2 separate regions of the Homo sapiens genome follow, and region 2 is linked to region 1. Evidence: chromatin loops called from intact Hi-C (ENCODE). Cell type or tissue: psoas muscle. All regions are shown on one strand. Each heading gives the region's core, and the rest is flanking DNA. Links, peaks and the distances in the headings are about the cores only. Region 1 overlaps LOC101929507 (a long non-coding RNA gene). Region 2 overlaps LOC101929507 (a long non-coding RNA gene).

What was found. A loop is a pair of places that touch in the nucleus more often than their neighbours do. Peaks named below come from ENCODE experiments on the same cell type or tissue, not always from the same donor. Only the 100,000 strongest peaks of a DNase experiment are listed, where the experiment ranks them.
Region 2: a loop joins it to region 1, with 6 times the contacts of the local background. A loop is called at or near these places in 2 of 110 quality-filtered maps.

What each region holds. Positions count from the first base shown.
Region 1 is chr9:13,838,929-13,854,856 of GRCh38, reverse strand. All of the region lies in intron 7 of LOC101929507 (a long non-coding RNA gene), which reads left to right. Among named protein-coding and RNA genes, the nearest start is that of LINC00583, 81 kb to the left of the region's middle. In psoas muscle, for the core only: no CTCF peak of the experiment used is centred there; no DNase peak of the experiment used is centred there; H3K27ac peaks cover 831 bases.
Region 2 is chr9:13,888,868-13,904,795 of GRCh38, reverse strand. The region is part of intron 6 of LOC101929507 (a long non-coding RNA gene); the gene reads left to right. Among named protein-coding and RNA genes, the nearest start is that of LINC00583, 31 kb to the left of the region's middle. In psoas muscle, for the core only: no CTCF peak of the experiment used is centred there; no DNase peak of the experiment used is centred there; H3K27ac peaks cover 4,155 bases.

The DNA of each region.
Region 1 (15,928 bases), core at 4,148-12,147:
AGTATGGCATTTAGTGTAGCACTCACCCATGATATCACAATTATACGTTTTTCCTAGATATTAATTCTAAAAATATTAAGGTTATGAAGCAATAACAGGTCAAAATAATAAATTTTCTGGTAAAAATCTTACATATAGATTCATGAGCAAAATTGTACATAAATTAGGAAGCAGACCTAAAGCTGTCACATTTCTAGGTTTGATAGAAATGAAAGAAGTCACTCAAAAAGGATCCCTAGTTCTGGTTATCAGAGAAAATCCAATTTAAAAATGTAATCATTTTATTTATCCCCACCACAGACTATAATAACAGACTTCCAGTTTCTGCATTTTTTATTTTATTTGATTGCAGTTTTCTGGAGCAGTATCTAACTATCCCCTTGGGTGGATAGCAAGGTCTAGGCTTGGTCACAGGTCCAAGCCAAGTTCTCTAATCCAGCGTTTGTCATAGTAAGACTGATGGTTTGATGCTGAAAAGGAAAATGTATTTGCATTTTATTCAATGGAGACAGAGAATTTGGTCACTCAGCGGAAAGAAATGGTGCGCACAAAGGCCGAGGAATTGAAAACTGTGAGGTACGTTTGGGAATCAAAGTCCAGTGTGATTAGAGCAAATGCAAGATAAGGCAAGTTCATCTCTGAAAGGACTTCTGACTCCTTCGGTTACATCAGGACCACAAATGAGAAGAGGACAAGTGCTCCTCAAGATACTTATTCTGGGATGTGCTTGGAACACCGTCATCCAGGATAGGAATATGAGGTGGCTGGGCCATCTGAGTCCATAACCCTGAACATATAACCATGAACTCTATTGATTCATGAGAGCAAACAGGTGGAGTGGGAGGACTACTCAGTCAGGGAAGCCCCAAGCATCTGGGTGGAAAGGGCTCAAAGTGTCCTGGAGTGAGCTCGTTACCTTCCCTAGGAAATTAGCTGGTGTCAACTTCCTGATCAGTGTTGGGACAGAGGCATTGGAGAGAAAAGATATATTTTGCTCTGTGTACAAATACTTGGCTCTTTGCCTTCTGGGTGCAGCTGAAATGCTTTAAGAGATTCAGCCCCCACACCTGGCTGGCCTCATGTCCAGGGCCATCAGGATAATTCTTTGCTGTTCCTAAAGAATTCTTTTGGTCTGACCACTGCTGCTTGAAAATGCACAACTATAGATGCCTTTATTAATATCTTAGGCTTAAAGGTTTGTTTTAATGCAAAACTTAAAGATAATTCCTGCTGTTTCATACCCTCCCCTGCCCATGCCACACACGTACTCAAGAAGTTGTTGATTTAATGGAACTTGTGCTGGCTTTGGATTAAAACTAACCTGGGATTGAAACTTATTTGCACCACTGATTGGTTCTTTGCTCTGTTCTTAAGCTTTCTGAGACTCAGTTTGCTGATCTATAAAATGAGAATCGTTAATACCCACTTGAGGTTTTCTGGTGAAGATGATATATTTTTATGTAGCACACAAAGCATCTAGCAGAATGCCTGGCACATAGTAACCACTCAACAAATATCATAACTAACTGGAGCCTTGAGGTCAGGTGAAGCATTTTATGGCATGTGTATTTCATAATACCTTCATGGATTTTTTCAAGAACATTAAACTCTAGGGATCTATAATTTTTCTCTTGGAACCATTGGGGACAACAACCTCCTGAACTACTTTCCAGACTGGTGTGGAGGCTTGATCTGTAAACATCACTTTTCCTTAATAACCTCCTGATCTCAGGCCTCAGCCTGTGGAAAGTTAGACTGTGAGTAGAGCAGAGATTCTGGGGATAATGGGCAGTTTTTTTGTTGACGTCTTAAGTTGTACACTGGGAAATAGAGAAAATGCCTCTGTGCCTCCTTGGCTTCTCCTGTGACTGCTGGCCGCCCATCCCACTCCCACCTCCGCATCCCCCACACCTTTATTTAGAAACCCTGTTCATTGTCTTCTTGTTTCCCTTCATTTCTGGTTTTCACCATTTGCTGTTGACAAGAAAATGTGAACAATTATTTGTATGTTAATGATCCCCAGAACCCTGGTAGATAGTAGTTAAATATTGTTAACTGCAGAGTTGTGTGACACTCTCAGTGCCTAGGGAAAAGATCTGGTAACAATACTGCCCTAGACATTCTCATACCTGCCTCTGGCCCTAGATTTTGCTGACTTTTTCTGTCCTGGGTTAGAAATTTTAGGTCACCTGATAAGCCCCTGGAGTTCTTTTAGTGAGGATTGGTTTGCTTGAGGGAAAACTGGTCATGATCTGGAACTTGCTATGGAGGTCAAGCACTTCCTTAATCTGTAGGGAGGCTGGGGTTGTTGTATGTCTGTCAGAAATCATTTAATCCCTTAGGCTAGCTCCAAATCTCTCTTCTCAGTTTCCTGAAAAACTCTCCAAAGATATGTTCAGCAGAGCCCACCTTCATGGAATATTTTATATCTATGGTTTACAAAACACATTCATGCAGTTTTGGAAAATAGCAAAGGGTGCGGACTCAGAACTCAGTTTAAATCGTGCATTTGCCTTGAGTAGTCATATGAATTTTGGCACATTATCTAATATGTCTGAGCCTTTTTCGTTTTGTCTTTCAAATGGGCATACTAGTGATTGTTTGAGATGACCATTAAATCAGCTAATATAAATAAGGCACCTAAAAAGATAGTAAATGTTAGCTTTTTGTTGTCTTCTTTTTCTTAATCATTTCCTTCATTAATCTATGCTTTCTCTGTAAAACACACATGTGCACACACATACACACAGATTTACATGAGGCAATTAAATGAACTATCTCAGAGAACCGATAAGAAGTATTCCAGAAAGTCATTTTCTTCCTGGCAAAGGGCAAATGGTTCCTTAAAGTATCTCCTATTGGAAAATGGGGCATTTGCTGCCCATCATTTCTGGTTTTCACCACTTTGCACACCCAGTGTTGGCACAAATGAATGTAATGGCAAACAGGGGCAGAAAGGATTACAACAATAATAAGCACACTGTGCACTTTATTTTATTTATTTTTTTTTTTTTTAATTTTTTTTTTTTTATTTTTTGAGACGGAGTCTTGCTCTGTCGCCCAGGCTGGAGTGCAGTGGCGCAGTCTCGGCTCACTGCAAGCTCCGCCTCCCGGGTTCACGCCATTCTCCTGCCTCAGCCCCCTCCCCCGAGTAGCTGGGACTACAGGCGCCCGCCACCGCGCCCGGCTAATTTTTTGTATTTTTAGTAGAGACGGGGTTTCACCGTGTTAGCCAGGATGGTCTCGATCTCCTGACCTCGTGATCCGCCCGCCTCGGCCTCCCAAAGTGCTGGGATTACAGGCCTGAGCCACCGCGCCCGGCCCGCACACTGTGCACTTTAAAAGCTGGATTTTGATCTTTGGGGATGTAGCCTGGAGGTCAGTGAGGCCCTGTTGCAAAAGCTGCCTCCAGCAGGCTTGGGACCATTCATAGGTTGTTGCCCGCAGAATAGGATTGCAGGATCCAGAATCATTACTAACTGATGTCTGTGATTCAGAGCCACCTGAGGGGCACAATTCCCTTCTACGTTCAAGTCTGGGAGGAAATGGGGTGAGCCTTGTTATTTCAGTATCCAAAAGTCTTACCCATCACATTTCATAGACACGTGCAAAGTTCTTTACTGAAGGGTTAGGACAATTTAGAGAGATATTATAATATAGAAAAAAACAAAGACTACAAGTCTAGCTAACTCAATTTTCTCTTCCATCTCAAAGGAAAGACTCCCTAAGCCTTAGCTCTTCACAAGTAGATGACCCTCTACGGGGATCTCTCACATTCCAGGCTTTCCTGCTTTAATGTTTATACTCATGCTCCATATGCTTACTTTTAAAGTCTCTCACTGTGATATTCCTAAAGACTTCCTAGAGACATTGCCACTTCTTTCATAGCACAAAGTCTTGCCCTTTTGTGAATCTGGAAATACTGAATAGCACCCTGTACTTTGGCCAAAAGGGTAATACTTCTTGCTGTTCCCCAAAGTGGGGGCAGGCAGAGAAGAAGGATGGATTTCAGTCTCGTGAGCAATGGTAAGCATGGATACAAAGGCAAGTTTCTTTGCAAACTTTCCAATGCTAGTTCCTTTACTAGTTGAGCTATTAAATAAACATTTTCTCAAGGGTAAACATTATTTTTTTTCTTGAAGGCAAGACTATTTAACCATGATGATGAAAGAATATTTTTCTCTTACTAAGGCATGGCTCTTGTTCTTGGAAGTGATAGTTTTCATTTTTTGCCTGTAGGGATGTTTGCTTTGTTTCTGTTGACCTGTAGTGGTCTGGCATTACAACAAAGAATTTAAGAGCTACCCTCCATGTTAATCAAGGTTTAGGGTCAGCTTCTATTAAATTGTTTTTATGAAGAAATATCCTGTGACGTTGGTTCCCACCTCACCCTGTTTCCAATACAATGTTAACTTTTGCGTTTGATGTACCACCTCTTAGACAAACATGAGATCATTTGCAAGGGGCCAGTGTAGATCAGAAAGGGATGGGAATTTATTGGTCAAAGATGATCAAAACATGATCCGGAACACAGGCTATCTAAATCTATTACTGGATAGCTAGTTAAATTTGTACTAGTTAAGAAAAATCGGTAAGTTGATTTTGGCCAATGAGCTACAGGAAACTTATTCTCTAGATTGTAAGATCTGGTAGCATTTTTTTTAACTTTTACTTTAGGCTCAGGGGTACATGTGCAGGTTTGTTATATAGGTAAACTGCATGTTGTGGGGGTTTGGTGTACAGATTATTTTGTCACTCAGGTCATCCGCATAGTACCCAATAGGTAGTTTTCTGATCCTCACCCTCCTCCCATCCTCCACCCTCAAGTAGGCCCCAGTAACTATTGCTCCCTTCTTTGTGTCCGTATGTATTCAAAGCTTAGATCCCACTTATAAGTGAGAACATGCAGTATTTGGTTTTTTGTTCCCGAGTTAGTTCACTTAGGATAATGGCCTCCAGCTCCATCCATGTTCCTGCAAAGAACATGATCTCATTCTTTTTTATGTCTGCATAGTACTTCATTGTGTATATCTACATTTTAAAAATCCAGTATATATGGTAGCATTTTTATTGGGCATATCTGCATGGAATATCTTTGTCTCATTGCAGCCCTAAGCATATAGGAATGAGATTAAAGTGAAGATCTTCAGTTCCAGCTCAGTTCTGAGTAGCAGAACTAAGATATGACACTGCCTGATCCTGATTAAGGGTTTTACCAATACCTTAGAGAGACAGAATTGATAGTTTACAACAGACCCCCATATTGTATTGTGTTTTTCTGTGTGTCCATATACATTTAAGCACTAGGTAATTATTTGAAGACACAATGTAGTACAGCAGATAAGCACCTGAATTTGGGGTTGGCCAGACCACTGTTCAAATCCTGATCCTGCCATTTATAGATGTACTGAGCAGTTTATTCTGTGAGTCTTGTTTTTTTTCATGTCAACAATAAAGATAATAACACCCAGTAATTTTAGAAGGATTTAATAAAATAATGTATAGAAAGTACTCAGCACAGTGATTGCTGTGCTATGCCCATAATAAGTGGAAAATATATCTATGTTTTCAGTAAGTCATTTATAGTTCATTTTATAAGGTAGTTAAGTCATTCACAAAGAATATATTTAATATCTTGAATTTTTTTTTTTTAAAAAAAGCTCTGCAGTTGTCCTTAAATAGAGATTCCTGATTCTAGTGACAATTACATTTTAGATGATGTTGCCCTGGGTGGGAAGGCTAAGTAATAGATTTCTTATTGAGAACTAAGCCTAAATAGCTATTGTCTACTTTTGGTTACTATTTATCTAAAAGCAATCTCTAATTTTTTTTTTAGAAAATTGGGCATAGGTCACTTAGGGCATCTTTCCCTACAGTACAGTATACTGCCCATTATAAAAGATATGGTTTCCCTAAGCATGAGCTTCTACTTCTACAACAAAACCCACTAGAACCATTTGTGTTGCTCCCGTGATACTGGGGGACAAGGGAAATTTACAAATATATTGTTCTTGCTGCTTTCTGTGCTGTGAATAATAAACGTCTTTGTCTCTGACTCAAAAGTCTTGTGTCTTCTGCCAGCATCCATGAAACTGTACCAGGCTAATTTGTAAGCTTGCAAGTTGAGTAAAATCTCAGGCCCTTCACATTTTTTGACAAATAATAATGAAACAACTGCATCTTTTTTGTAGGTGAATACTTAATTATTTTATTGTTTATACAAAGTGCTTTAGATAAACTATTCCATAATGTGTTTTTCCAATATCAGAATGTCATTTTACCTTAGTCCCTAAGAATGACACTAATGCATAAGATACATAAGAGTAATGGGAAACATTATGGACAGCATTCTTTCATTGCCTAAGTCAGGCCTGTGTAGCTGTTACTCTCCGGGGAAAACTATGCAAGGCTGAACTCACCTTTATAGGTCACTGGGCTTCAGCTCTGCACATTACTTCATTAGGATTTCAAATGTGACCTGAGTGCCCTGAAAGAATTTATTGAACCTCCAAATGTATATTTCTTGTTAAAAAAGGCATAAACAATATACTGGGAGAATGTGGCAAGAGATGGGTTATCCCAAGGCCAAGCAAGTCTTTTGCTAATGAGGAAGGGGAAAAACCTGTGGCTTGATCTCAAGATCAACACAGAGAACTGATATATGGGAGCTGGTAATAATGTTTTGGAGGAAAATCATTCCTGAGGAAATATGAATGGTGGCAGAGGACAGCAATAGAATTATGAGATTTAATTTAAAAATGATCCCTGGTAATGTAGACTGCCAAAAAATTGGCTTATACCCTGTACTATGTATAACTTTTGGAAGTAGTTTTGTAACATGCTTGCAGAACAATTGGCCTGTATTTCTCTGAGCACACAAATATTTTTCCATCATTAACAGTCACACTGTATTCTATACATAGAAGCCATTGACTGTCAACAATATTTACATTTCATTGTGCACATTTTTTGTTTCAGATAGTATAGGCAGCTTGACTGTTTTTATCAAGTTGAATGGCCTTTTATATTTCTTTTTCAGCAATTATTTTAGGAAGTCATAGAACTGCCAAAGAAGAAATATAAAAGCCCACACAACTTGATAAAGAAAAATAAAAATTAGCAAGGAGGTGAAACATCAGTAAGGAATTTAATATTGAGGATAATTTGCCCTAAAAATGGAAAAACTATTTGCCTGGGGTCTAGCTCAGTAATACTTGATTTTGCAATATGGCTGTATTTTACAATCTTATCAGTTAGAATCACGCCAAAGGGTTTTTCTCAGGTCAAAATAATCTGAAGACTTTCTTCATGTCCTTCAAAAATCCCCACCTCCACAGTGAAGGTTGCCTCAGTTGGAGACAAATAAAGGATTCTAATTAGGGCCCTTGGGAGTCTGCAAAGCAATTGTCTGAAACTGTTACTCAACTTCATGAGCTCATTAACAGGCATCTCTCTGTCTGAATAATCGGAGAAAGAGCAGCAAGTTCATTTTGGCCAAGCAGCCATGGGCCTGAGAGAATTCATGTTTGATAATAGAACATTACCTATTATTTCAGATAGGAATGTTTGGGTTCAAGCAACAAACAGACTCTAGGTAATGTCAGGAATGGAAAAACAGGGAATTTATTGAAGGCTATGGAACTATGGGATTGAATAAAAAGCTCGAAATGAAGTAAGACCAGTCCTTGGAAAGAAGAAGCAAGGAAGCTTTTGAAATCTAGAGACAGAACTTATAGACTCTTTAAGGCTAGGATGTCAAGATGTCAGAAAGAAAAAGTTCTAGCCATTATGAATCCTTGTGACACTTTGTTCAAGATTCAAATTTCAAGAAGAGAGAAATTGATTGGCTTGGTTTTGGCCAAACACATACTTGTTGACAGAGAGGAAAGGACAATTTAATTGAGAATCCCAGCAGTCTATGTCCAATAAAAGGTTACTTACCCTGAAGGAACAGGGCAATGTTATCAATGGTATGGGGAAGGGATACTGGGTAGGCAGCAAGAGCAGATATTCATTACACCTAAGAAGTTATTAACCACTGTGCCGTGGATTTTGGATCATCTGACAGACCTAACACTGCCTTTTGTGGAGATCTGGGGAAAGTATCTGGGTCCTCACAACTCAGTGCACATTCTTGGTGCAAGAACCATGGACTGTGATTACACATCTAGTCCAAACATTTGAATCTTCCATTAATTTTTTTCTCAGATTTCTACATCCTTAAGGAATTAAAAAAAAAAAAAGCAGAGTGGGGTTTAGTTCTTTTACTGGCCTGCCTTCTTGAAAGCAGGTCAGATATTCATGGCTCAGAAAGCTTTGGACTAACAGCTGTGGCATTCAAAAAGCTCTTTGTACAATTCCAGGGAGGAGATGTTTTATAAAGGTGAATTATGGATTTCTTAAATTGGCACATGGCTATATATTTTTTATTTATGGAGTACAATGTGATGTTTTGATAATTGTGAAATGATTGTGTGTCAAGCTAATTAATATATCATCTCCTCAGATATTTTTAGTGAACACTTGTAAAATCTATTATTGTAGCAGTTTAAAAATATATAATACATTGTTATTTACAATGGTCATCATGCTGTTTGTATTCCTTCTGTCTAACTGAAATTTTGTACCCTTTGGTCAATGTCTTCCCCATTCCCTCACTCCCAACCTTTGGTAACCCTCATTATATAAATTTGACTTAAATACTTCTGTAAATTTGACTTTTTTAGCTTCCCCATGTAAGTGAGATCATATAGTGTTTGTCTGTCTTTTTCAGCCTTATTTTACTTATCATAGTGTCTTCCAGGTTCATCCATATTGTCACAAATGATAGGACTTTTTTTTTTTAAGGCTGAATAGCATTACATTGTGTATGTATACAGAATTTTCTTTATCCACTCATCCGTTGATGGACACTTAGGTTGATTCCGCATCTTAGCGTTTATGAATAATGCTGCAATGAACATGGGAATGCAGATGTCTCTTCAACATACTGATTTCAGTTCCTTTGGATATATACCCAGTAGTGAGATTGCTGGATCTAATGATGATTCTATTTTTAGTTTACTGAGGAACTGCGATAGCATTTTACACAATGGCTGTACTAATTTACATTTTTGTCAACAACGTTCCAAGGTTCCTTTTTCTCCACATCCTTGCCAGCACTTGCCATATTTCACCTTTGAGAATAGCCATTCCAACAGTTATGACATAATATCTCATTGTGGTTTTAATTTGCATATCCCTGATGATTCATGATGTTGAGCATTTCTCCTATGTCTGTTGGCCATTTGTATGTCTTTTGAGAAATGTCTATTCTGGTCTTTTGCCTATTTTTAAAATAGAGTTATTTGATTTCTTGCTATTAAGTTGTTTTAGTTCCTTATATATTTTTAATATTATCCCTGTATTTGATATTTGGTTTGGAAATATTTTCTCCCAATCTGTGGGTTGTCTTTTTGCTCTGGTAATTGTTTACTTTGTTGTGCATAGGCTTTTTAATTTGATATAATCCCATTTGTCTATTTTTGCTTTTGTTACCTGTGCTTTTGGGGTCATATTGACAAAATTATTGCCCAGACCAATGTTGTAGAGCTTTTGCCTTGTATTTTCTTGTAATAGTGTGGCAGTTTCAGGTCTTGTGCTCAAGTGTTTAATCCCTGCATTAGGTATGAGATAGGAGTCCAGTTTCATTCTTCTGCATGTGGATATCTAGCTTTCCTAAAACTACTGCCCTTTTTTCCATTGTGTGCTCTTGGCACTTTTGTATCTGTTTTTATGCCAGTATGATGCTGTTTTGATTATTATAGTTTTGCAATATATTCTAAAGTTAGGTGGTATGAGGCCTCTGGCTTTATTCTTTTTGCTTAAGACTGCTTTGGATATTCAAAGTTTTTGGTGGTTACATACAATTTTAGGATTTTTTTTTCTATTTCTGTGAAACTATTATGAGTATTTGGATAGACATTACATTGAACCTGTACATTGCTTTGGGTAGTATGGATATTTTAACAATATTAATTCTTCCAACCCATGAACATGGGATATTTTTTCATTAATTTGTGTCTTCTTTGATTTCTTTCATCAACGTTTTACTGTTTTCAGCATACAAATCTTTCACCTCCTTGGTTAAATTTACTTCTAGATGTTTTATTTTTATTTTACTTGACGCCATTCTGAATGGGATTGTTTTCTTAATTTCTTTTTCAGGTAGCTCATTGTTAGTATATAGAAATGCTACTGATTTTCGTATATTGGTTTTGTATCCTGCAGTTTTCCTGAATCTACTTACCAATTCTAACAGTTTTTTTTTTGTTTTCTGGTGGAATCTTTAGAGTTTTCCATGTATAATATCATGACATCAGCAAACAGTGACAATTTCCCTTCTCCCTTTCCTACTTGGATGCTGTTTATCTGTCTATTTATCTGGCCTAATTGTTCTGGCTATGGGCACATAGATATTTTGATTAGCCCCAAAATTCACAGATTTCCAAAGGAGTAGAGTTTGAGTGGTGAAGCTGATTCTTTCACTGGTATTTTCATATTTTGCATGCGATGGAGACTTTCATATTATTATTTGTCATCTGAGATATGACAAACCATGAGGGTGTGGTATGAACAATATGGAGTACTGAAATGCATTAAAAAACTAGAGCGGATTGATGGTTGCAGTTCCACAAGATCATTTTGGGTGATTTGTGGAATGGCAAATGGAAATTATGCCACCTCAGTGCTTGGTTCCCAGGCTAGGGAAAGCCTGTCATAGTTGGTATTCACATTACTTTCAAAGTTGAAACTTCAGTGCTAAGCAAATTTTGGATTAAAATAAGATATTAGTGGGCAGAAGAAAATATGTCATTCACTGGGCACTTACTAAGTGCCAGACATTGCTCTAGGGCTTCAAGGTCCAATGCAGTAGCCACTAGATACATGTGGATATTAGGCACTTAAAAGGGGGCTAGTGTGGCTGAGGAACTGACTTTTAAATTTTGTTTAATCTTGATTATTTTAAATTTAAAACACTGATACTTGGTTCAGTTTTTGGAAAACTTTAAGTACTTTTGGAACAACCTGGGTATGTGAATCTGTTTTTTCAACTGAAAATCTTAAGAAATCTAAATATAGATCAAGCATTTCCTATGAAAATTTAGTGTCCAAATTAAGGTGTATTGTAAGTGTGAAATACACACTGGCTTTTGAAGACTTCATAGAAAAAAAATGAATGTAAAATATTTCATTAACATAAGCTTTTCTACTGATTGGGTTTTGATATGATAATATTTTGAATATATTGGATTAAAGAAAATATGTTGTTATAATTAATTTTCCCAGTTTCTTTTTGCCTTTTTAAAATGTGGCTACTAGAAAATGACATATGTGGCTTGCGTGATATTTCTATTGGACAGTTTCTTTCTAGGGGCTTTGACATATGCCATTTTACCAAATCATTAAAATAACCCAGTATGGTAGGCACTACTGTTCCCATTACTATAGGAAAGGCAATTGAGTGAGGCTCAGAAAAGTTATTTAAGTCTCTCAGGTGTTACATTTCTTATAGAGCAAAGCCAGGATTCAAAGCCAGGTTTGGATAGCCCCACTTCTTCTTTGTTTCTACTCTGTTGTGTTGTTCCTGGTTGCTTTCTTTTAGGAAAGCCATGAAGAGCTTGCAGTTCTGTCTTGATTCTTCGTAATAAATAAGACCTGATGAACCTATTTATGAACAGGAGGCAGTTTGAAACAAAAATTACCTTCTCTTCAAATGGTAACTGGAAGAATATTTGAATTCTTGCAAAACGAATGAACAAAACCCATTTACATGAACAGAGTTTTACAAATTAACACAAAAACATATTTGAAACATTAGAGAGCAATTTGCCTAGCCAATGGGCACTGATTATTTAGTTTAATATCTTGGGTTGGGTTTCTTTGTTTTGGTTTTTTTTTTTAGAGAATTTGAAATTGTGGGACCATTCCGAGATCTAACATCTCTGATGATGATGATGATGATGATTCTTCTTCTTCCTTTTTAAAAATAATACAAGTAAGGTTTCCTTTACAAAGATGGTGTTGATTCCACATTAGAAATTCTCAGTATTGCATTTGTTATATTAATAGCTTTCAATATATAATCATTACAAAGAATGCAGAGACATGCCCATTTTTTTGATGTGATTAATTAAAAAATAAGCTTCCTCTCCTTTCTACTTTGTCACTTTTTCCATGTAGCAGGAGTTAAGGAAGGACAAAGCTTTCCTCTATCACTTGCACAATTGGTGATGTTAAAATGGCATAGACTTGATTTGAGAGGGACTATACCCTAAATTGAAGGAAGGAAGCTAACTGTTCTCTGAAGATTCCCAAGCTCACTGACCCAGTGAGGGAAAAATGTGTTCACAGAGAGTGAGACAACTATGCAGCAAATCATCTCTTCCAGGGTGTTGGGAGCCAGCTACAAAACTTGAAAACAGACTCATCTGTTCTGCACCTGCCTGAGTACTGGCGTTTCCTGGACTAGTTAACTTGCCTTGATCATGGCAGGATTAGGCAGGCTCAGAACTTCAGTGACACTTCCCTTTGAGGAAATGTCATACGACCTATGACAAAAACCAAAAACAGGTGACTCTAGGGCAACAGGTCCTCCTCTGCCTGGAAGGTTTGCTTGTCAGCCTCCTGATGTCACCTCTCTTGGCTATATTCTCCATACCATCACCCAGGGTATAGGAGAGAAGGTGTTCTTGCCAAGACCACATGATTGGCATTCTCTGCCTTGGCCCTTTTATCTTTCCCCAGTGCTGGCCCTCCCTCACCCTGCCCTTGCACTCAGCAGAGCAGAAGTCTGCTTGAGAGCCTTGCTATTTTTACTTCTCTGTGAGGGGATCTCAGGTTACAAATTATATACCGATGAGGTAAGTTACAGGTATGTAGACTCCTGTTTCTAATTTAGCTTGGCACTGGTTTTGAACGTTAAACAGTCTCTCAGTCCAGCTCTCCCTGCTTCCACTCTCCTCCCATCTTTGGCATCACGTTCCATCCTGATTCTGAGGGTTGCTTTCCTTTCCTGCTGGATCTCCCAACGTTCGGGCTGCTTGCAGAGAGGAATCAGGGGAGTTTAGTTTTGCACAGGGTAAAGTTCTATGCTTATTCCCCAAAAACTTGGCAGTGGCAATGCTATTTAAACACACAGGCCCCCAATAGATGAATATTTGTAAGATATTTTAGAGGCTTTCAATCGCTTTCACACATATTGTCACAGTTAAGTCTTGCCTGAAAAGACTGGAATCACTGCAATTACCTGTAATTTGCAGATGAGAAAATTAGGGCTCAAAGAGGTTAATGATTTGACTAAGAGTCCATGGCCAAGATGAAGTTCAGAAGCGATGGATACATAAGGAACAAACTTCTGGTGGAAGGTCCTTTCCTCCAACCTCAGGAGTCTGGAAAAGTGGAATCCTTCCCTCCTTCTTCCTTTTCTTTCTTCCTTTTTTTCTTCTTCCCTCCCTCCTCCTTTCTCTCCCTCCTTCCTGCTCTCCCTCCTTCCCTGTCTTTCTCCCTCTTTCCTTGTTTCTGTCTTTTCCTTCTGTCTTTTTTCTTTATCTGGGTCTAGACTAATCTCTCAGGTTTTAGGTTAAAATGGCTCTTCCTGAAGCCACCCGTGTGACAAGCACACCCTGTGCTTTCTGCATTGTCTTATGAATTTGAAATTTAATATGAATTTAGTTGGAATAGACATGTTAGAGAAAAGGTGACATCAACATTAGATTAAAACACTAAACAGGGTTTTTTTTTTTTTTTGAGACGGAGTCTCGCTCTGTCGCCCAGGCTGGAGTGCAGTGGCGCGATCTCGGCTCACTGCAAGCTCCGCCTCCCGGGTTCACGCCATTCTCCTGCCTCAGCCTCCCAAGTAGCTGGGACTACAGGCGCCCGCTACCACGCCCGGCTAATTTTTTGTATTTTTAGTAGAGACGGGGTTTCACCGTGTTAGCCAGGATGGTGTCGATCTCCTGACCTCGTGATCCGCCCGCCTCGGCCTCCCAAAGTGTGGGATTACAGGCGTGAGCCACCGCGCCCGGCCTAAACAGGGGTTTTTAAGCATCAGAATGCAAATGCCTGCTTATTTCTGTTTCTTAAAAACTTAACATGTCCACAAACACAATTAGCATTTAAGCAATATTTTCATGTTAGCTTCAATAACACATTGTGGGACTTCAAAGTGCTTAAATGGCATTCTACCTATCATTAAGGTGTTTACAATAAATAGAAGAAATATTACAGATAATTTTGAAAATAAAGCAAAACTATTCCCAATCCGATTTTTGCTATTTTCTCAGCAACTCAGAAAAATTCCTAGGTAGGGAGAAATGGCTTTAATTTGCATATCTAATTTCAAATTGTGGCCATTGTATTTTCATTATCTATCTCTTTTGACATGTCTGTCAGTAACCTACTTGTTACGCATACAGACACGTACTCGTACACATGCACGCAGTGTGGCATCTCATTATTCTCGAAGCTCTCAAGGGCCTGTTTTATATTGTTAGACTGTAAGATTGTGAGCTGCTGAAAGGCAGGAACAATGCCTCTTCTTTCATTTCACTTACTCATTTCCTTATTTCTGCTAGGGTTGTGTTGTCTATGCTGCACAGCCGAAAGAGCAGGGGGTTTGGTTTATGCATGGGTCAGACAAGTTTCTTACTTTTTTTGTGTCTCCATTTCCTCATCTGTAAAATGGGGATAAAAGCATAAACCTAGGTGATAGGGTTGTTGGGAACACTAAATGAGAGAATTGTGGCATATAGTCACTGTTCAACAAAGACAGACATATACGTTTAATATTTTATATAAGCATACTTTTATATCCCCCCACATTAATTTACACTTGGTACTTACATAGGTAACTCCTGAACAGCCTCATTCCTCCTCATGCTGCCCCTAACACTCAAGCACTGACTAAATTTTTTTTCACATGAATGAAGCAATGACTTAATAACGGTGAAAGTGTTATACTGAAGCTTTCAATTGATGGCTTTCCCTTACACCACAGGTCTAGATAGTACTTGGGGGAAGGGAGTGTGTACTGTTTTTGAGAGAGGCTGAGGATTTGACAAAGGACCTCAGAGAGCACCAAAATAAAGATAACCCAAATGGAGAAACCAGGACTAAAAAGCTATTGAATTTCACATGATTATGTCAATGTTCTCTTTTCCTCTGAATCATTTGAAGCTTTGGAAGGAAATTTTAGACATAAATAACTTTAATTTGTACTCTTCTTATGCTCAATTATAGCATGGCATCATTTTTGATGAATACTTCATCCAGACTGATTCATTTATTTCTAGTAGAAAGAAGGAATGGGTGCGACTCTTGCTCATTCATTATTTTTTCCCTTATGAGGAAAACAAAATAGTCTCATAATTAGGGGATTTTATTGTTGATATTATGATTTATTACATTTCTCATATGTATGTTCTTAACTTTTTTGAGGTATAATTTAGGTACAATACATTGTCCCAGTTTGTGCATTTTGATGAAGTTGGCAGTTGTGTACAGTTGTGTAACCAATATCACAATCAGGTAATTTCCATTACTTCAAAAGGTTTTTTCTTGTCCACTTGCAGTTGATTACCTCCACAGATGATTACTATGCACAGGCAGCTACTGATCTGCCCTCTTATCACCTTTATGCTTGACTTATTTCACTTAGTATGATGCTATTACAATTCACGCATGTTGGTGCATGTACCTGCAGTTTGTTCCTTTTCATTGCTGAATATAGTCCTTAATATGGATATGTCACAATTTCTTTTTTGTACTAGTTGAATGATATTTGTGTTTCCAGTTTTGGCTTCTTAATAATGCTGCTACTATCATTCATATATACATAAGTTATTTTGACTCAAGTGACACAAAATATTTATCTTGGATAAATGTCTAA
Region 2 (15,928 bases), core at 2,670-10,669, 51 kb before region 1:
TAAAATAACAACAAAAACCCTTTAGGGTTCAAAATAAATAATCTTAAAAGTTTGGAAAGGATACTCTTCATGATCTTATTTTTTTTTTTGGTTTGTTTTGTTTGCTTTTTATTTTTAAAACAAGTTTGATAGTTGGCTTAAGTTTGGCCTGCTGACCAAAATAATGCAAGTTAAACCCTTATTACTTTGGTTTACTTGTTGCTGAGAGGTTCTCTAAAAGCACCGATTGGTTAAAAAGAGAATCACAATGACCTGTGGTGCTGGATTGCAAAAAAAATACGCAACCTTCTCAGAAAACTGACAAGCCACATATTTGTTAACCTGTTTGAACTGGTGAAGAAACACTGACACACTGTTTTCCTAATGCTAAATTAAATCGATGGGCTTATATCATGAACTATAGTGAAATCAGCTTTTATGGCCAGTAGCAAAAACATAACATACTGTTAAGTCTTTGAGGCAGTTGAGAAGCGATAGAAATGTGTTATTATATGGTTCTGTAAAGTACCCCAAACAGCACCATTGATTAAATTTGTTATCAAAATGTGACCTAGTTCAGGTACCTAAAAGGGTAGTTATGAGATCTCCTTCACTTTATTCTTTCAGATTAATCAAAATGTGCCAGTAATTTAGGTCTCTAAATACAGGAAAAATCAGGAAATTAAACGTTAGCACATTATAGAAACGTGGTTTGGACAAACGAGCTCACTTCAGATATTTATTTAGCAGAGGATCAAGGTACAACTCTACTTCTTTTAGAGATGTAATCTTGGAAAAGTCTCTTCACTACTCATCACTCACTTCTAATCTGTTCTTTCACACTCTTAAGAATAAAGATATTGTAAATTGTTTATTGATAAACAATAAAATAGTAAATTGGTAGCCTGTACAACATTCAACACAATTTTTTATACATTTATTAATGTTTGTTAATCTCTGAATGGCCAGATTGGTGACCTAGAAGTTGAACATAAAGGTTTTTTTTCTTGTCCAGTCTGAAGACAAATTCAGCTCTTTCTTACAAAGTCTTACTTCCTCAGATGTGCAGCTTTTGTAGTTTCCTGGTCCTTTCTTCCGCATAATTTATTGAAAACTGAATTAGAATAATAAAGATTGCCAACAGTTGTGAGAGCTTTACAGTCTATAAAGCACTTTCATAGACCTTGTCTTTTTGGATCCTCATTCAACCCTTTAAGGGATGATTATATTTCCCAGTTTATAATGTGGACACTGAGGCTAAAAGTGGTAATAACTTGTGTAAGATCATTTAACTAATACCATAGTCCAAGGCACTCATATTTTCTACTACAGTATGTTTGCTGTATGCATATATTCCAATATAAAATTTAGGTAACCATGAAATTCATCATCCAAGTTGGGACATTTTAGGGAGCGAAAGGAGGTGACATAAATAATTATGCCAGGACCATAGACATAAACTGTGACTGTCTTGGGAAAATATGAACATATTGGTAAAATCCCTCTTGATAAAATCCAAGTTTTATGCTACTGGATGATCTATATGAAGTCTCTCAGTCTCATTTTTTAGACCTCCTTTGACAGATAAAAGTATTATTTAAAAACTGAACTTTAAAATTTTCCAGAAAGGGAATATAAATTTAAAAATACTTTTTGACACAAGGCCAAAGAACACAAGATAATTTTTGATTTTCTAATTGCATTCTTTCTCCTTGTATAGGAGATAACTTGTCCTTTACTCCTCAGATGAATTCCCTGAGATACAATTTGGGTCAATTCTGAAAATGCCCACCAAAGGCAAGAGCCATTGTATGTTAACAAGATGACTAAGAAACATATTGAAAGACTTTATAAAAGTTTACTAAACAGGATTTTCAAGGCAGCCTGGGATTATTTAACAAATGCACAAGGTTCTGGAGAACATAAAGTGATTTTTAAAGATTAAATGCTGACTGCATCTGTTGTCTTCTGTTTTCTATCTATATTCATTGATAACAGGCCAAACAAATATGCAAAATGTATCCAATCACAAGGGAATTTATAGGCCTAATGAAGGATTTCTTTGGAATTACTTTCAATGAGGGGGGAGCAGTAATGAGCTGAAAAGGTATTTCAGATTCTTGTGGATGTTTCTAAAGAGTTTTTCTTTTCTCTGCTCCCTTCTCTCCACTCTGCCCTTTTCCTTTTCCATTTCCCTTTTTCCTTTTTCTTTTTCCTTTCCTTTCCTTCTTTTCTTTCTCTCTCTCTTTGTCTATTTTTCTTTTTCTCTCTTTCTCTCTCTCTCTCTTTCTCTCCTTCTCTTTTTTTCTCTCTCTCTCTCCCTCTTTCTCTCTTTCTCTATGTCTTTCTCTCTCTTACTCTTTCTTTCTCTTTTTCTCTCTTCTCTCTTTTTCTCTCTCCCTCTCTTTCTCTCTCTCCCTCTTTCTCTCTTTCTCTATGTCTTTCTCTCTCTCTTACTCTTTCTTTCTCTCTTTCTCTTTCTCTCCTCCTCTCCTCTCCTTCTCTCCCCCTGCCCTCCTTTCTTCCTTTCTGTCTTTTTCGATTTTTTTCCTCTTTCCCTCCTAAAGCCTAGCACTGGACTTTGGACTTACAAGGATTCCAAGTATACAGTAGTACCCCCTTATCAGCAGGGGATGTGTTCCAAGACCCCCAGTAGACGTCTGAAATTGTACATAATACCTGACTATATACTATGTGTTTTTCCTATATACATACCTATGATGAAGTTTAATTTACACATTAGGCACAGTAAGAGATTCACAACAATAATAATAAATATAACAATATACTTTAATAAAGGTTATATGAATATGGTCTCTCTGAAAATATTGCGCTGTACTCACCTATTTTTGGACTGCAGTTGAACACAGGTAGTTGAAATCGTGGATAAGGGGGACTACTGTGCTTGCTAATGGATTATTTGTTTTTGAAAAAAGTGAGCAAGTAGTTGGCCAATCTTCCAAAAAGTACCCTTCTAGATCTCAACTTTTCATCATCCTCCACAGCAAAAGGAATGGAACAACATTGTGCAGCACTTCCTAAACTGATATCAAAGAGCCAGTTAGTGCTATCTGACAATTACCTTTGCACCTCATCAAGGAAGATTCTAGGCAAATACAACCTCTCATTATGTCTTGGCAGTGGACAATTTCTGGTCTTCCTAAAAACAAAATGTAAATCACCTCAATAAAACTTACCCAAGACATTCTAGACTTAAGTGGGGCTTGGTGAGGGAGCAGGCAAGAGAGTCTATTTTTACATTTTAAAGAGAAGACAAAATGGTGGATAAGTAACTGAGAAAGCTTCATGTTACACTTCATGTATTTCCTTCCTCCTTCCGTGAGTCAATTTAACAGTGAATGAAAGGGATCAAACAGATAATACTTCTAACATGGCATCTCCTCTACTTTTGTTTTGTAATCCTCGCTCCAGCAGTTGCTACTTGTGTAACCTTGGGTGATTACTTAAATCATCTGTAAAATGAGAGTAAGAAGAGTCCTCCTCTCAGAGCGTTATTACTGGGATTGAACATGGTAACACAACTAAGGCCCTGGAACAGTGACTGACACATAGTAAATATTCAAAATTATCTTATTATTCAATTTATTATGCAAAAAGAATTTTTTTTGATGATGTCTGTGCTGTTCCTGTTCTTGTCTCATGCCCAGGGTGACTGTGTTGCTTCCTGGGTAATGTTCTTTTGGAGATTCTACCAAGGAATCCCAAACCCCAAAGTCTTACTCCACGTGCTCAGCAGTGCTCAAAAGGCCTTTAACAGGGAACAAAACCTCTCACCCCTCAAATGCTTAAAAGGCAACTCTGGCTTGAGTCCAAAAAAGATTTTTTAAGAAAGTAATTTTTGACACTGATAAGGCCAGAGAGTCTCAGGTATTCCCTGGAAGAGAGAGCAAAGGCAAAAAGAAAAAAAAAAAAGCCACATCCCACTGTACCAAAACAAATCTGAACCTCCTCAAAATTTCACCAACATTTCATTCATTCGAAGCTTTGAATAAAAAGCAAGAAAGTAACACAGCCCACAGGGCATTTTTTGGGACAAAGAAGATTCATTCCCAGGGCTGCAGATTTCCTGACACCTGGGGATATGTTAGTGCACATGAATAAATATTCCATTGTTTTGAGGATCTCTTTGTAAGTATCTTGCTTCAAGAATGACGGGTGACGTCAATCAGGAAAAAATCCCCAGTGAATCCTAGGACTTATTGCTCCAATTAAGCAAGAAGACACGTTAGAGCCTGAAAGATTGGGTAATAATTCATACCTGTTGTGTTTCGATGTTAACTGTGAGCCTAAATGTAGACTCTAACCTCTCTTAAGCATAATTTTTTTCTACACAATAGCTCAAGGCCTTGAATATTTAAGAAAATTACATATAAGGAAATGTTAAAAAAAAATCTCTCTGAAAAAAAGTACATGGCTCATGAAAAATAAATCTGGGTAAATTAAGTTATGAAAGATGTATTTCAGTTAGAGCAGGAGCTTTGAAGTGCATTTCCTGTGCAAAAACAAAAACTCGGCTTCCTAGATGATAAATTGCCAACACAATAGCCTTTCGGGTATCACAGGAGCTTGCAGTTTATCTGGGCTTCCAGGTCACCCTGGGTTTAAGCCTGACTTACTGTCACCCTCCCTTCAAGGGTACTGGGACTTCTGGTGCGAGGCAGCATTTAAAGCCCTGGAAGAATGTGTTTCTTTTTGTGAGGAAGTATCTTGCTTTTTCTGACAGCTGCATCTGGCTGCCTGTTGAGCCTAGTTTTCTTCTAAGAAATGATTTTTGGAATAAGGACCGGAAGGCCTTACTCAGCTGACGAGGAAGTAGGATTATACAATAGCCGTGAATGTGGAATTTGGAAACAAACGTCCTGGGTTCAATCCCAGTTTTGCCAATTCCCTAGTAGGGTGAGCTTGGGCAAGTTAATTCATTCTTTAAACTTCAGCTGCCTCAATTGTAAAGGGGATAAGACTACCTAAGAGAGTTCCAGTGAGGGTTAACATGGAAAAATGGAAATAAAGAAGCACTTAGTGTATCACTGGGCATAAAATGAGCCCTCGAGGAGAGTTAACTATTATGGTTAACTCAAAACATGTTAGGATATAAGATATTGGTAGGGGTTCTTTTGATCAATGGTTTAACTGAACTACAATCAGAATAGATTTACTTATATATAAATAAACAAAAATTATGAGGGCCTTCTATAGACAAGAATAAAGCACTCTCAAGCTTTTGCAGGGGCTATTGCCCTCAAGTAGCATGACTCTAGTTGAGTTGATTAGACATGCATCCGCATAACAACACCAAGTAGAAAGTGGCAAGCTATAAGAGAATGTAGTTAAAGTGCTACTGGACTTAAGAAGAAGGAAGGATTATAATCTAGTTGAGGGAAGTCAGAGAAGACTTTGCAGATGAAGGTCCCGTGGTGAACATCTCTTTATTTTTCATATATTGACAACAGGGTTCATATGATTATATTGACTTAAAAATTTCAGACTGGAAAGATCTACCTTCTATAGTGTAAAGATTTGGACATGTCTGAGAGAGTTCAAGCTCAATGTATATTCTCTGATTACAGTAATCTCGGGCCATAAAAGTCAGTATCGCTTTAAAATGAGAATCAGGTTTGGCTTTTCCCCAGAGGACAGTTGGCCATTTGCCCAGTGGTCTGTGCAGTAACATACTTATACAAACTTTCCTAGTTTGAAAAGAAAGGGAGGGAAGCAGGGGAAGAAAACAGAGGGAAGCAGTGCTGATCTTTTGTCTGTAAAAACACTGTATGATGGCCAGGTGTGAAGAAAACTTGCTCAGGCTCTCAGGCAAAGTTGTGTTGCTCTTGGTGGAAACAACGGAAACTTTTGTCGTCGTCTTGTCCTCTCCTGTTCTAACTCTCCTGCTATCTTCTTTCATGTTATTTGCCATTCTATTCACTCCTTTGTTCATTCATTCATCAAATATTAAGTTTCTAGTCTTGGAACTTAAATGCTGCTGTAGAGGTAAGAAGATGAATACAGCTAGGTTCCTTGTTCCAATCACCCTTATAAGAAAGGCCAGCAATACTCAGGAAGAGTTATAACCCAGGATACAGGGAGTGGGGTCTTGCTGAAATGCTGGAGCGGCTGGCTTTGCTATATTTCTTCTATTTTGGTGTGTGTTTCCCAGTTGACCACCTCTTTGATTTTGTATGCTGCTACTTCATGCTTCCTACTCTTTTTTGTAAGTAAGCAGCTAAGCCTATATCTAAAAGCATTTTTAAATTTGAGTATATATATATATATAAAGATTCCTCTCTTATTATAATAAGTTGAGTTGAGTTATAGGCATGAAAGGGGAATTATGACAGAGTTGGGAAAAACTGATTGGGAGCATATTATGAAATAATAACACAGAGGTAAGTTTTGGTTGTGTTGTAGAAGAGGAGAACAAATTCGTTTTTCTCTTCTCTTCTCTACTCCTAGAAGCATCTAATCATGACCAATTTTATGGAGGGGCCGCTATTTGAGAGGATTTTAAGAGTAAGAGAAAGGCCCTAGTCCAAAAATATTTCCCTCTTTGATTCCAGAAATCTTCAGATAAGTGATTTAATTCTTTGTCTCAATTACTGCCCTCTTTGGTCCTATTATTTTTTTCGAATGCAGGATTATATGGGAAATCATCAACTCTTGAGAAAACTGTCTCTTAAAATCACTTTCCTGTAGAATTGAGAAAGATGGGCAAATCAGAGTTTTGTTTTTTTATAAATATCATCTAACTCCATTCATTAGACTCTGTATAACTATGAAAGTACAGACTGTTGCATTCATTTTACTTCTTTCTGTGGAACTCTGGACCATATCTGTGATGAAAAGTAAATAGAAAAAATTTAACTAATGAATACAAAGCCTAAACATGTTCACCGAAAATATCTACACAATTGAGATACAGTTTATTTTCTGGCCCCTGATCATCAGGATAACTGCCTTATTTGTTCCTTTCACTGTACATGTGAGAAGATGGCATTGAATTATAACAAAGATTGTTATGGTCTTCAAACCACTAATAGAGAGCTTATCCAGTTTTGCAAGTTGGATCAGTTGACACGAGTCAGAAAGCTAGAATACATTTGCATTCATTGGTTCAGTGGAGTTTCTCGCTGAAGTATGTTGTGCCACATTATCTCGTCACTGCTTTATAACTGACATATGCCCAGTTGCCTTATATACTTTAGAAGCAACTGTCATTTTATCTTGAAGAACAATTAAGTCTTCTGAAGGCTAAATGTTTCCAAGGAAGAAAAAAAAAGCCAGACTACAGTTTAATTTATTGAAAGTTATTTATAATTTAGTACTTACTGTCCTGAAAATGCCTGTCCCCTTGGAAATATGATTCAGATGCCCTGAACTGAAGAAACATTTTCCTTTTTCCTGTGTAAAATGTGAAACAAAAGACAACTGAAAAACACTTCATTAAAACAGTTCCTTTGTCCTTTTGACAATGAAAATTGAAAAGAGACATGCCGGTTTGGCTATGTGGGTGGTCCTTTTTCTATGCTAACCTTAACATGACCTCACAGAAATCACTAGAAGTTATTTGATGGTTCTAGAGATTTTAAAAATATGTGTTGAAAGGCAATGGTTCCATGAACTCAGGGATTTCAGAAATGTCATGTTTTAAGAATGAGATTCCAAAGGCTGAAAGATCTGCCCAAGGACTTCTGCTCTGCCCAGACCTTAGTGTACTTAGGACATAGCCCGTTTTCACACTTGGACACGCTTTTCTCTAGTCATGTCAAGCTCCTCGGTTATTTACATCCACTTTTTCAAGGTCTTCTATAGGCTAATTTTGTCATCAACTGCATGTAATTTGTCTAGGTCAATGTACGTATGATATGATTAAATGAACTTAAAAGTATGTTCCCCATGGGAATATCGCTGACATTTATTTTTTGGTTCAGTAATTCTAGAACATTTCTAGTCTTATAATGTCCTCAGCTTCTTTAGAGTGAAGCAAAAAAGATTTGATTATCTGATGAAAAAAATGAAGACTAGATACGTATTTTTGGTTCCTTTTAAGTTTCTTAGTCTTTTAGAGTTAGTTTTCAATATCTAAGGATGGTCTGAGAAAAGTCAGTCCAGTTACTAAAAAAACTGTTTTCTGATTAATCTATTTTGCTAGTCAGACAATTCAGTCTAATAGTTTTGAGAAATGAAAAATGAACCATGTACTTTTGCCATTGGTTAATATTTCTCTGTTAAATGAAATTTGATATTTTACCTCTAACTATATTACAGTGCTGCTGTCCAAAACTATCATATGGTAAAAGCCGTCTTCTTTTTGTGCTATTGTAAAGTATCTTTGTCTAGTTTGGTTGTAGAAAAACCAAAAATAATAAAAAAAAGGGCTCTTGTTTTAGTGATACAGCCCTGGTAAGTAGCATATAGGAAACCTTCAGGGATGTTGTCATAAAGTCTTAGGAAATGTACCTTTCTTCTCTAAAATATCACAAGATTAGAAAAAAAATAGCTTCTACACAGCCTTCCTGTAAAATGGAGTCACTGAAATATGTATTTTTTAGCACATTGTATAACTTTTATTATTCATCTTGATATGAATCATGCTTTTAGAATGTTTGGCAGGTCTTTGAATTTAAGTTCCCAAATGAGTATTCAACATAGATTAATTAAGACTGTTATTTCATGGAGTATAAACACAATCGCTTATTAAAACATATTTATTGAAGATAAACAATTAGGTAATAGAAACCAGCTCCAGAATATAATATGACTAATGAAAAAGGCAATTGATTACAAATGACATAATTACTGAAGGTTAAGAGCTATGCAATTGATATTGCTTGTTATTTCTTATGTAGACTTTAATAAGCATTTTGATCATTATTTAATGTGCAATTTATTACATCCAAACAAAGAGTTACTTTCCAACTTGGTACACGTTGCCTTAACAGTGCTTAGGGGAGTTGAGAAGCTTATAGCTTTACCCTTAGGATTGAGGAAAGACATTGACAAAGAATGTTAATTAAGGGTTACCGATTGTATTTTATTTTAGAAAATGGAAAGAAAAAACCAAGGTCTTTGATTGGCACCTTCTGCCAACTTTGTGACAAATGAGGATCCTTACATACTGAACAGTGGCCACTCAGTTTCCACAGAGAGAACTGAAGACTACCATTTGAATTTTTGTGACTTGCTCTTTCCTAAGGAATTCTCTAAGAAATAATTTCATTACCATTGTCACCCCAAGGGGGTTTAACGGGAATTAGTAGCTTTGTTTTGATTCTGGCATTAAAATGGATATTTTCCCCCAACTTCTCTGTGGTTCCTTAGTTTCCATAGTAATGTGATATGCTCCGTGGTACTGAGAAGAGGGTGAGACTTAAAGAGGCACAATCAGTAATTTATGACCTCAGTTTTAGACTATGGAAATAAGGATTATGTTATGAAGTTAGAATAGTGTGGATAGAATTAAGCCCTTTCCCAGGGGCTTAGGGGATCTGAGAGATGGGAATTGGAGCAAGGAAGGATAGAATATGCTGAAGACAGGTTTTTTTAAATGCTATTATAACTTTAATTTTCAGTTCAGGGGTAAATGTGCAGGTTTGCTATATAGGTAAACTGTGTCATGGGGGTTTGGTGTGCAGATTATTTCATCATCCAGGTAATAAGCATAGTCCCCAATAGGTATTTTTTTCTGATTCCCTCTTCCTCCCACCCTCCACCCTCAGGTAGCCCCCGGGTTCTGTTGTTCCCCTCTTCGTGTCCATGTATTCTCGTTACTTAGCTCCTACTTATAAGTGAGAACATGCAGTATTTGGTTTTCTGTTCCTGTGTTACCTGGCTTAGGATAATGACCTCCAGCTCCAACCATATTGCTATAAAGGACATGATCTCATTCTTTTTTATAGCTGCATAGTATTACATGGTGTATATGCACCATGTTTTCTTTATTCAGTCTACCATTGATGGGCATTTATGTTTATACTATTGTGAATAGTGCTGCCGTAAACATATGCATGCATGTGTCTTTATGGTAGAATGATTTACGTTGTTTTGGGTATATACGCAATAATGGGATTGCCGAGTCAAATGGTAATTTCATTTTAATTTCTTTTAGGAATCACTACACCACTTTCCGCAATGGGTGATCTAATTTACAGTCCCACTGGCAGTGTATAAGTGTTCCCTTTTCTCCACAACCTCACCAGCATCTGTTATTTTTACTTTTTAATAATAGCTATTCTGACTGGTGTGAGATGGTATCTCATTGTGGTTTTGATTTGCATTTCTCTAGTGATCAGTGATGTTGAGCATTTTTTCATATGCTTGTTGGCTGCATGTATGTCTTCTTTTGAAAAGTGTCTGTTCATGCTCCTTGTCTACTTTTTAATGGTATCGTTTATTTTTGCTCCAGGAGAGTCTCAAAATGATGTTTCGCCTGGATGTCAGTCTGGCTACAGCTTTTACTCTCCTGAAGGGGTAGCATTCAGCACAATTGTGAAAATGATGAAGTGGGTGTTTGTGTACGTAGTATTCCTGTGCTCTTTGTTCTCACTTCTTTCTGGCTCTACTCACTTCAGATGTTACTAGATGTTGGTAGTACTTGTCTTCAGATCACTATAAGCTTCCCCTCCTTCCTGCTTACACACATGCCAGTGTGTACACACACAGACAAATGTATATATGCATACACTGTATAGGTAACTCTTATATGTCTAGACTTTCTTCCTCCATGCTTAATTCCTAATTTAAAAATTTATATGTTTGATGTATTCTCTCTGGGCTCTGCTAAGGGTAGGAAACTATTGGAGTGGTGAAGTTATAAGCATTCACTTTGGGTTAGAATGCTTTGGATTTCCCTACTTTGACCCCTATTCTAATATCTATATCTCTACTACTTTGACAAAACCAGTTTAAATTCTCTAAGCCTCAGTTTGTTTTCTGGAATTTCAGAAAAAAATTTAAAAAAGTCATGTCTAATCCTTAGCATTATAAACAATAAATTAGATAATTCATATAAAGCATTTACTTAGCACAGTGTCATCCACATAGTGTCCCATAAACATAGAACAGTTGGTTTCCGCTATTATTGACGAAGAATAAGCTACCCTCATATAATCAGATCTTCATGTAGGTGTGACAAGTCAGATTATTTGCCTCTTGCACATTGAGACATCAAGGCTTATAGGAGCTATTATCCTTCCTGAGTTCCTTATACACTTCTCACTCCACAAGTCCAGCTCAATCAAATTTTTCAGCTCTCTTCATAGTACTTTGCTAAATGCAAGGGGGCTATATGAAAATGAATAAGAACTTTGCCTTGCCTTTATGCACACCTGAGATTTTTTTTTAACCTTCAAGATTTTCCTTATTTCATCTGACATAAATTTGACAAATTTCTTGTTTTGAAATTGGTAGGAGAGGGCAATAAGACTGGGCAAAAATGTGGAGGAGAGGAAGGGCCGACAACAGAGTTTATTCAGGGGTTGTCTTATTCATTTTTGAATCCTCAATATATTGTTAAAGACATGGTGCTTAAGGTGCTCAGTAAGTATCAGTTGATCTGTGAAATGAATGAGTGAATGAATATTCCACCAAATGTGCTAGGTAACTTCTTGCTGGGTGGAGACCATTGTCCTCTGAATTGGTCTGTAAGGCTTCCAATGTAGAAGAGTACATACCCAGGTCCTCAACGCAGTTGTTGTGACAGCTAATAGCAGAGTCATTCTCATATAATTCTCATTTTATATGTCACTAAAAATTGGAATCTCCTGACTCCATGTCATCATAAGAAAAAGAATGCGAACAAATTATTTTGTCTGAGTTTCTCTTTTAAAGCAAGGGATCTTAACCTGGAATTAGAAACTTCAGTGGCTCTATGAGTTCCATGAAATTATTGCCAAAACTTTGGGTGCATATGCAAATTTTCTGGGGAAATAAATCATAGTTTTTATCGTATTCCTTTTTTTCTTTTCTTTTTCTTTTTTTTTTTGGATGGAGTCTTGCTGTGTCTCCCAGGCTGGAGTGCAGTGGCACGATCTTGTCTTGTTGCAACCTGTCTCTCTTGGTTTCAAGCGATTCTCCTACCTCAGCCTCCTGAGTAGCTGGGATTACAGGCGTGTGCCACCACACTGGGCTAATTTTTGTATTTTTAGTAGAGATGGGGTTTCGCCATGTTGGCCAGGCTTGTCTCAAACTCCTGACCTCAGGTGATCTGCCCACCTTGGCCTCACAAAGTGCTAGGATTACAGGCATGAGCCACTGTGCCCAGCCAGTTTTTATCATATTCTTAAGGGACCCAACAACCTTTAAAATGTCACCTTTGAATTTATAAATCTCCAGATTCATAAAGCAAGTTCTTAGAGACCTTCAAAGAGATGTAAACTCACACAATAATAGTGGGAGGCTTCAAAACTCAACTGACAGTATTGGACAGATCAGAGAGGCAGAAAATTAACAAAGATATTCAGGACCTGAAATCAACACTGTACCAAATGAACCTAATAAATATCTACATAACTCTCCACCTGAAAACAAAAGAGTGTGCATTCTTTTCATCTGTACATGTCACATACACTAAGATCAACCACACAATCAGATATTAAGAAATCCTCAGAAAATGGAAAATAACTGAAATCATACCAACCACTCTCTTGGACCACAGCACAATAAAAATAGAACTCAAGACTAAGAAAATCACTCAAAACCATACAATTAAATAGAAATTAGAGAGCCTGCTCCTGAATGACTTTTAGGTAAATAATGAAATTAAGGCAGAAATCAAGAAATTCTTTGAAACTAATGAGAACAAAGATACAACATAACAAAATCTCTACACAGCTAAGGTAGTGTTAAGAGGAAAATTTATAGCAGTAAATACCCATATTAAAAAGTTAGAAAGATCTCAAATTAACAACCTAACATCATAAATAAAGAACTAGAGAACCAAGAGCAAACCAACCCCAAACCATTCATTTGAGGGCATGTACAAATAGAGGCCCCTAATTCCATTGGCATTCAAAAGAACCCAGTCAATGATAGTCTAGTTCAACTGCTCAGATTTAAATTTCAAGTCTGGGAGACTACTGAATTATTCCATCAACTTACATATTTTTGAAATATGGATCTTAGCTAATTGTTAAATCCCAGATTGCACTGAGAGGGTTTGTTATGAATTAGATATAATATGGGGTAGAGTTTCAACTAAAGTCTCTAGGGAAAGGAATCTAAATTTTGGTGAGAAGGAAATGTTGGAACTAGAACAAACCAAACGTGTCTTATGGATTGATGAGACAAACAATCAGTATTAATTTAAGAAGGACATTTGTGGGTCAGTGACTCTGTGCAGTCTCTTCTGGAGACACAGCCAAGAACTCTTCCTTTAAAAATGTAATACACTAGTAAGAAACTTTAGGGTATTAAAAGCTGTTAGGATGGGGTGGGGGAGACTTAGGGCAATAGCACATCAGCAAATGACAATGGAAATAATCTTTATATTTTTCAGCTTTCATATTTGGGCCTGTGGTCATCACTCTGACATTGACAAATGACAGAATTTGTACTTCATTCGGACAATTTTCACAGATATAGCACAGGTCTATGTCAGGCTTGTCTTACAGAAAATACTACTATGTGTTTTGAAAATGAGCTTTGTGAGCACCTACAAAATATATTTCTCCCTGAGTGGAAAGAAAGATGGCAACTCTGGTTCAATAGAAGGTGGATAACCTTTGAAATGAGAAAGCTTGGTTTGAATATCAACTTTATTGCTTAGAAGCAAGCTGGGTGAGGCTGGTAAAGAGGAATTCTGACTGAGCCTCAGTTGCTCCACCTGTAAATTAGGGATATTAATGTTTAATTCTGGGGTTGCTGAAAGGCTTAGAGGTTAATGCCTGACTTCATGAATAGCTCCACCTGTAAATTAGGGATATTAATGTTTAATTCTGGGGTTGCTGAAAGGCTTAGAGGTTAATGCCTGACTTCATGAATAGTAGGCAACTAATAAATGGTAACCGTTATTAATAATATAAAATTGATATAATTCATTTATATGATGTTAGGTAATAAAGTGATTCATATAGGTGAATTTTGAGGAATAGAAGCTTTCCTCTTGAAATGCTAAATTTTTAATTTTTAGCTGCCTAATAGAGGTGAGGTAGGATCTCATTGTCGTTTTTTAAAAATTTAATTATTTATTATTTATTTTTTTGTAGAAACAGGTCTTGCCATGTTGCCCAGGCTGGTCTCAAACTCCTGGGCTTAAGCAATTCTCCTGCCTCAGCCTCCCAGAGTGCTGGAATTATAGGCATGAACCACTGCACCCAGCCTTCAGTATAGTTTTGTTTTTTCATTGCCCTAATGATTAGTGATGTTAAGCATCATTTTATGTGCTATTTCCATTTGTATTTATTCTTTAGAGAAATATCTATTTAGATCCTTTGTCTATTTTGAATCAAGTTGTTTCTATGTTGTTTTAGGAGTTCTATATATATTCTGAATATTAATTCCTTTTATGAGATATATCATTTCCAAATATTTTATCTGATTCTGCAGGTTGTCTTTTTACTCTTGATTATTGCTTTTTGATGTACAAATTTTAAAAATTTTTATAAAATTCAAGTTGTCTATTTTTTTCTTTGGTTTCCTGTGCTGTTGGTGTCATATCCAATAAATTATTGCCAAATCTAATGTTATGAAGCTTTGACTCTATATTTCCTTCTAAAAGTTTTATAGTTTTATATCTTATATTTAGGTTTTTAATCTTTTTTGAGTTAATTTTTTTTATAGTGTTAGGTAAGGGTCCAACTTCATTCTTTTGCATGTGGATATCCAGTTTTCCCAGTACTGTTTGTTGAAAAGACTGTCCTTTCTCCATTTAATGGTCTTAACACTCTTGTCAAAATCATTTGACCATATATTCTAGTTCAATGGTTTATATGTCTGTCTTTATGCCAATGCCACGTTGTTTTGATTACTGTAGTTTTGTAATAAGTTTTGAAATCAGGAAGTGCGTGTCTTCTAGCTTTGTTCTGTTTTTTCAAGATTATTATGACTATTTGGGGTTTTTTGAGATTCCATATGAATTTTAGGATGGGTTTTTCTGTTTCTGCAAAATACATCATTGGGATTTTTTTTTTTATACTATAAGTTCTAGGGTACATGGGCACAATGTGCAAGTTTGTTACATATGTATACATGTGCCATGTTGGTGTGCTGCACCCATTAACTCGTCATTTACATTAGGTATATCTCCTAATGCTATCCCTCCCCTAGCCCCCCACCCCACAACAGTCCCCGATGTGTGATGTTCCCCACCCTGTGTCCAAGTGTTCTCATTGTTCACTTCCCATCTGTGAGTGAGAATATGCGGTGTTTGGTTTTCTGTCCTTGTGATAGTTTGCTTAGAATGTTGGTTTCCAGCTTCATCCATGTCCCTACAAAGGACATGAACTCATCCTTTTTTATGGCTGCATAGTATTCCATGCTGTATATGTGCCACATTTTCTTAATCCAGTCTATCGTTGATGGACATTTGGGTTGGTTCCAAGTCTTTGATATTGTGAATAGTGCCACAATGAGCATATGTGTGCATGTGTCTTTATAGCAGCATGATTTATAATCCTTTGGGTATATACCCAGTAATGGGATGGCTGGGTCAAATGGTATTTCTAGTTCTAGATCCTTGAGGAATCGCTACACTGTCTTCCACAATAGTTGAACTAGTTTACAGTCCCACCAACAGTGTAAAAGTGTTCCTATTTCTCCACATCCTCTCCAGCATCTGTTGTTTCCTGACTTTTTAATGATCGCCATTCTAACTGGTGTGAGATGGTATCTCATCATGGTTTTGATTTGCATTTCTTTGGTGGCCAGTGATGATGGGCATTTTTTCATGTATCTGTTGGCTGCATAAATGTCTTCTTTTGAGAAGTGTCTGTTCATATCC